Regions from separate parts of the Homo sapiens genome. Here region 2 is linked to region 1. Evidence: chromatin contacts called from ENCODE Hi-C data. All regions are on one chromosome and are shown on one strand. The core of a region is the stretch at or near the end of the contact, and the rest is flanking DNA. Distances in the headings are between cores, read along the strand shown. Region 1 holds the start of LINC00173 (long intergenic non-protein coding RNA 173). Region 2 overlaps WSB2 (WD repeat and SOCS box containing 2).

Region 1 (3,349 bases), core at 44-2,543:
CGTGACCTGAGCCAGGCAGTAAATGATGGCACTGTCAGTTGTACACGACTGTTGAAACAAACACAGACTGTAATCATCGTGCTGTACGGGGAGAAAGACATTTGGCAAATGAGATTCCATTTTCACATTGGTTTGTGCTGAGCATATAAATTTCCTGCGGGCCGGCCAGCATTGGGGATGTGTAATTGATTGCCTGCATTATAATAAACAAGCTGTGACAGGTGATCATTCATCATATTCCGCTGAACGTTCCAGCACACCAGAAAACGGAGGAAGAGAGGGAACGCGCGAGCAAGGGGAGAGGAGAGGAGGAACCTGGGGGAGGGGAGGGGGTCGGAAAGACCGAGTATTCCCGACAGACAGAAAAACCAGGGGAGGGGCGGGGGAGGGAATCCGCTGAGCGGGCGGGGGAAAGTGAAAGCAATTACTATAATTCTTTTGATTATCTAATTTGTTCTTTCTGGCCTTCGTTATATGACCCTCCCCCCCTCCCCCCACTCCAACATAGAAGGTCCCCCACGGGGACTTGGGAAGGCACAGAGAACGCTCCCTCCACGATCGAGGGAAGGAAGGGGGGAGGCAGGTGGGGGAGGGGCCGCGTCTAGTTGTAACCGGAGTAGATACATTCGGGAAAACCTGGGGGGAGAAGGAGGAGGAGGAGGGGAGGAGCGTGTGCAGGACTTAGCTTTGCTCTTGCACTGAGATGCCTCCAGTCGGATGGATAGGAACCAGCCTCTTTAAATACATTTTTTTAAAGGGTGTCTGAAAAACAAGTGAAAAGTTCCTTTTATTGGAGAAAAAGGACAGCATCCAAGTTGGCATCAGATGTGGTTCCACAAGCCTGTCATATGGTGCTCTCATTCCTCCCCCTCGCTCCCTCCGCCCCGCCCCAGCTCCCACCTCCCCACCCCCACTGCAGCCCCAGCCTCTCTGTCTCTCTCTCTGTGCCCTTGGCCCGGGGCTGGGGGTCGAACAGCAACTGCTGGGAAGCACCCTCCTCTCCAGGAGCTCCCACCTAGACAGACAGAAGGCGGAGGTACACTGGCATATGAAGGACAGAAAGACAAATGCAGAGCTCTCGAGCCAGCACACGCATTAAATAAGTACTTACATTATGCAAAAGCCAAGGGCCTCAACAAGGGGGTGAATGAAGAAGGGGGACAAGGAGGGCTGCGTCCCAGACTAGTTTCCCCAGCTCTCACCCTGCCAATTTCCAGCCCCCGCCTCCCTATCCCGCAAGCGTCCTCCCATTCCCTCCCTGGTACCAAGCGCTTAGAGCAGGTGGGAGCCTCGGACCCAGAAGGCTGGGAGCTGAGGAGGCGTGGCTTGCGCTAACATCGGGGGCGGGGCCTGGCTGGGGCTTAGTCGGGGCGGGGCCCACGCCGGAGGGGGCGGGGCGAGCACAGAAGAAAGAGCGTTAGGGGCTCCTTTGCCACTCGTTGCACGCTGCTTCCCAGAGTCTTCTGCTATTTCATCGTAGCCTTAACAACTGGAATCTGTCGCCTTCGAGATGTTCCTAAAGTCACTGCTTTGGGAGAATCTGTTCAAGGGACCTGCTTTCCAAAAGCAATGACATCAGCCCAGCAACGTGATCTGTGTTGTCCTTGAAGGATTAACAACTCATTTGGGTCTCCCAAGAGCCCTAGGAGGTAGCCAGGGCAGGTGCTGTTGTCCCCGTCTCACAACGACCTATGAAGTGCATGTTGGGGCCTTGATTTTACAGGGGAAGGAACACAGGCACAAAGAAACGAAGTTACTCTCTCGGGATCTGGCAATGAAAAAGTCAAAATTTGAAGCCAGGGGTCTTCTGACCTGTTCTTCAGCATCCCTATGAGAACATATACTTTCTCCCTCCAACACTCTCCTCCCATCCATAAGTGCATACAGGTGCTGAATAGGAGGGGCAGAGTTGAGTCTATATTGAATGATTGTGCATCCAGATCCTCACTAAGCCCTCTTGGTTTTGCCTGACACACGTGGCTCACTGTGTGCCCCCTGGTCCAGGCCACCTGCATCTTCCTCCTGGACCACTGTCCCCGCCTCATCACTGGCCTTCCTCTTAATGCTGTTCTCACTCCCATCCACTACCCACCAGCAGCCATGATGATCAATGATGGTCACCATCCATACCCTGTATCAACTGTCTCTCTAGCGCCATCTTTTTTTTTTTTTTTTTTTTTTTTTTAAAGACATGGTCTCCCTCTGTTGCCCAGGCTGGAGTGCAGCAGTGTGATCGTAGCTCACTGCAGCCTTGAATTCCTGGACACAAGCAATCCTCCTGCCTCAGCTTCTTGAGTAGCTGGGACCACAGGTGCTTGCCCCCATGCCCAGCTAATTTTTATTTTTATTTCTGTAGAGATCAAATCTCATCATGTTGCCCAGACTAGTCTTGAACTCCTGGCCTCAAGCTTCCCCAGTTGCTGGGGATTACAGGTGTGAGCTGCCACACCTCTTGCCTTAGCTTCCCCAGTTGCTGGGATTACAGGTGTGAGCTGCCACCATCTTTTTTTTTTTTTTATTTGTTTGTTTTGTTTTGTTTTTTGGAGGCAGAGTCTCATTCTGTCATCCAGGATGGAGTGCAGTGGCATGATCTTGGCTCACTGTAACCTCTGTCTCCCAGGTTCAAGTGATTCTCCTGCCTCAGCCTCCCGAGTAGCTGGGATTACAGGTGCCTGCCACCACGCCTGGCTAATTTTTGTATTTTTAGTAGAGACAGGGTTTCACCATGTTGGCCAAGCTGGTCTTGAACTCCTGACCTCAGGTGATCCACCCACCTTGGCCTCCCAGACTGCTGGGATTACAGGGGTGAGCCACCATGCCTGGCCAGGTCCAGAAGTTTTCCATCACCCCAAACAGAATCTCGGTACCCATTAGCAGTCACTTCCCATTCTTCCCTCCCGTTGGCCCCTGGCAGCTGCCAATCTGCTCTCTGTCTCTATGGATTGCCTGTTCTGGATATTTCATGTAAGTGGAATCCTACGATATATAATCTTTGTGTCTGCTTCTCCCACTCAGCATCATGTGTTCAAGGCTCATCCATGCTGTAGCGCATGCCAGTGCTTCCTTTCTTCTTATGGCTCAGTGCTGTTCCATTGCCTGGATGGACCACATTTTGTTGATCCATTCACTGGCTAGGGGTCATTTGGGTTGTTTCCACCTTTTGGCTATTGTGAATAGTGCTCTATGAACAATTGTGGGTAAGTTTTCATTTGAATATTTGCATTTATTTATTTGTTTATTTATCTATCTATCTATTTATGTTTTGGAGACAGAGTCTCCCTCTGTTCCCCAGGCTGGAATTCAGTGGCGCAATCTCGGCTCACTGCAACCTCTGCCTCCCGGGTTCAAG
Region 2 (3,379 bases), core at 105-2,604, 1.5 Mb before region 1:
CACCGGCGAAAGGCTGAGGTCACTCCAGTAAGGACTGAATCCCTGCTATGACTTTTTTGTGGGGGGACTGATGAGGAACCTGCCTGGGATTAGACATGTCTCTTTTAGAATCTGGGACATGGGAGGGGACAAGCTGGATAAAAAGGCACAGTGGGTCTCTTTTGAGACGGAGTCTCGCTCTGTCACCCAGGCTGGAGTGCAGTGGCGCAATCTTGGATCACTGCAACCTCCACCTCCCGGGTTCAAGCGATTCTGCTGCCTGAGCCTCCCGAGTAGCTAGGACTACAAGCGTGCGCCACCAGGCCTGGCTAATTTTTGTATTTTTATTAGAGATGGGGTTTCACCATGTTGGCCAGGCTAGTCTCAAACTCCTGACCTCAGGTGATCCACCGCCTCAGTCTCCCAAACTGCTATTATAGGCATGAGCCACTGCGCCTGGCCTGGTTCATTGCTTCTTAGTGATGCCTTGTCAATTAAGCCCTCTCAAGTAGCTTTGAGTGTCTTCCAGTCTCCTGATTCAGGTGGCTGTGTGTACTTCTTCGGAATCAGCATTATGAAGCCTCAATATGACTCTTTATTTCCATTTACTAATAACTGTAGTAACAAGTTCAGAAAGAGCCTCTTATCGAAACTGTGCTTTCCAAAATGAGTTTCATGTTCTCACAAACTTGGTCTCCTTTTTCCTTTTGTGTCTGTTGTTTTATGAAGCAAATAATAGGCAGTCCTATAATTATCATGTATCTTAGCCTAAAAAAGACTTGCAGTTTCTACTGTGGCATTAAAGTGAGGGCTGACCTACTTTGCATAAGCAAATTAGCACAAGGAAGTGTTAGTAACCCTTCATCCACAGGACACCTGGAGCCTTCTGAGATACCCTTTTTTTTCCCAGTGTGCAAATCCCAAGCTTTTCCACGAGGGGCACACAATGCATCTTGAGCCCTTTTGTAGCCAGGGCAGTTTGGCTTCCTGCCTAGGGTGATGATGGAGGGTGGAGAGCAGCCATCACTCCAGGCCTGCCATCCTGTTTCTTTCCTTCCCAGCCACACCCAGGTTGACCCCGCCATGGATGACAGTGACGTCCACATTAGCTCACTGAGATCTGTGTGCTTCTCTCCAGAAGGCTTGTACCTTGCCACGGTGGCAGATGACAGGTAACGAAGAGAACTCTCTTTACATGGCCTCAGAACAAGTGCTTGCAAGTAATGGCAGCAAGGCCCTCTTGGTCTGGCCCTGGGTCAGCTAATATCCAGATGTTCTCTCTCCCCATCCAGACTCCTCAGGATCTGGGCCCTGGAACTGAAAACTCCCATTGCATTTGCTCCTATGACCAATGGGCTTTGCTGCACATTTTTTCCACATGGTGGAGTCATTGCCACAGGGTATGTATTTGTTAGCTGAACAGATGGGTGGTGCTTTCTGCTGAGTATACCATGGAGCTTTTTAAGGAAAGAAACCATCTAGAATTTTCTTGCCTATGAGGAAAGCTTTAAGGCAATTCAAGATTATATAAAACTCAAATGATCGATTTTGCTAATAACGGTGTCCCATTTTCTCTGAATATTTAACCTAAATGTAATTAAAGATCTGTAAGTCATGCCACCTAATGGGCCAAGTTCACAAGGGAGAATAAAATTGAGATGATGCATAATATATGGGAAACCATTTAGGGCTAAAAGACCACTTTACAGGTAACATCTATAATTCAGTAGGTGGCACTCTTCCCCCTTATACTTTTGAACTAACTGTGGTCAGATTTAGAAAGGGCTGTGCCGAGAGAGAGACAGAGAGAGCGCTTTGGTATCACAGGTGTCTTGAGTTTTTCTAATCCTATCAGCAGCTTTAATTATTCAGCACCACAATTTTACATCCATTTCCACAGTCAGGGTTACATTTCACTCTCCGAAGTCTCCTGCTCTTTGCAGTCAAAACAGAAACATGAGTATTCATCCTCATGAAAACATGAACATCCAAGCTCTGTCTTAGCATCGGTTTCTGTTTCATTTTAGGACAAGAGATGGCCACGTCCAGTTCTGGACAGCTCCTAGGGTCCTGTCCTCACTGAAGCACTTATGCCGGAAAGCCCTTCGAAGTTTCCTAACAACTTACCAAGTCCTAGCACTGCCAATCCCCAAGAAAATGAAAGAGTTCCTCACATACAGGACTTTTTAAGCAACACCACATCTTGTGCTTCTTTGTAGCAGGGTAAATCGTCCTGTCAAAGGGAGTTGCTGGAATAATGGGCCAAACATCTGGTCTTGCATTGAAATAGCATTTCTTTGGGATTGTGAATAGAATGTAGCAAAACCAGATTCCAGTGTACTAGTCATGGATCTTTCTCTCCCTGGCATGTGAAAGTCAGTCTTAGAGGAAGAGATTCCACTTGCACGGCAACAGAGCCTTACGTTAAATTTTCAGTCCAGTTATGAACAGCAAGTGTTGAACTCTTTCTGCTTGTTTTGATTCAAAGTGCAGTTACTGATGTTGTTTTGATTATGCAACTAAGTAGGCCTCCAGAGCCTCTCTAGTGGCAGAGCAGCTCACACTCCCTCCGCTGGGAACGATGGCTTCTGCCTAGTACCTATCCTTGTGTTTCTGATGCAGTGGTAGCATTGGTTCAAGTTCTCTCCTGCTGTGGTCAGAGTTGCTTCGATGTTGGCCAAGTGCTTTTCTTCTTGGGCTCCCTTCTGACCTGCAGGACAGTTTTCCTGGAGCCATTTGGTATGAGGTATTAATTTAGCTTAACTAAATTACAGGGGACTCAGAGGCCGTGCTCCTGACCGATCCAGACACTATTACTGGCTTTTTTTTTTTTTTTTTAACAATGGTGTGCATGTGCAGGAAATGACAAATTTGTATGTCAGATTATACAAGGATGTATTCTTAAACCGCATGACTATTCAGATGGCTACTGAGTTATCAGTGGCCATTTATTAGCATCATATTTATTTGTATTTTCTCAACAGATGTTAAGGTACAACTGTGTTTTTCTCGATTATCTAAAAACCATAGTACTTAAATTGAACAGTTGCAAAGATGTCTTAATTGTGTAAAGAATTGGTGTAGTCATGACTTTAGCTGATACTCTTATGTACGAGATCTGTCTCTGCTGTTTAACTTCATTGGATTAATCAGCTGGTTTCAACTCTACTGCGAAACAAAAATAGCTCCTTAAAAGTACTGTTCTCCTTCAGTGGCATGTAGTTATCTAATCAAGACACCTCATTCAAACAAAACCTGCCTTAGGAAAATTTAATATATTTTAAATTATTTTAAAAGAAATACAACATCTTATTCTTTAGCTTTCTTAATCGGTGCTTTATGGAGGCCAGTGTAACGTTACATGACTCGTTGAGAAAGTTGAGGAATTTCCTCTACCACC

Evidence for each region. A loop is a pair of places that touch in the nucleus more often than their neighbours do. Pooled maps may share reads with other maps.
Region 2: a loop to region 1 is called in a map with no recorded cell type, with 22 times the contacts of the local background. The contact joins the enhancer-like site here to the promoter of LINC00173 in region 1. A Hi-C loop is called at or near these places in 3 of 37 single-sample maps with no recorded cell type and 2 of 50 pooled maps.

Annotation. Positions count from the first base shown.
Region 1 is chr12:116,531,379-116,534,727 of GRCh38, reverse strand. It overlaps LINC00173 (long intergenic non-protein coding RNA 173), which reads right to left and starts at 1,293. Exons shown (of 3, transcript NR_027346.1): 1 at 1,112-1,293. RefSeq lists silencers at 1,327-1,376, 1,281-1,482.
Region 2 is chr12:118,032,986-118,036,364 of GRCh38, reverse strand. It overlaps WSB2 (WD repeat and SOCS box containing 2), which reads left to right. Exons shown (of 9, transcript NM_018639.5): 6 at 1-27; 7 at 1,041-1,151; 8 at 1,272-1,379; 9 at 2,007-3,379. The coding sequence ends at 2,169. It also overlaps a transcript of RFC5 not described here. Among named protein-coding and RNA genes, the nearest start is that of RFC5, 18 kb to the right of the region's middle. RefSeq lists enhancers at 633-682, 693-752. Within about 2 kb of position 1,354, at least 4 of the 41 ENCODE cell types and tissues checked have a DNase peak (open chromatin) inside an H3K27ac peak, as active enhancers do.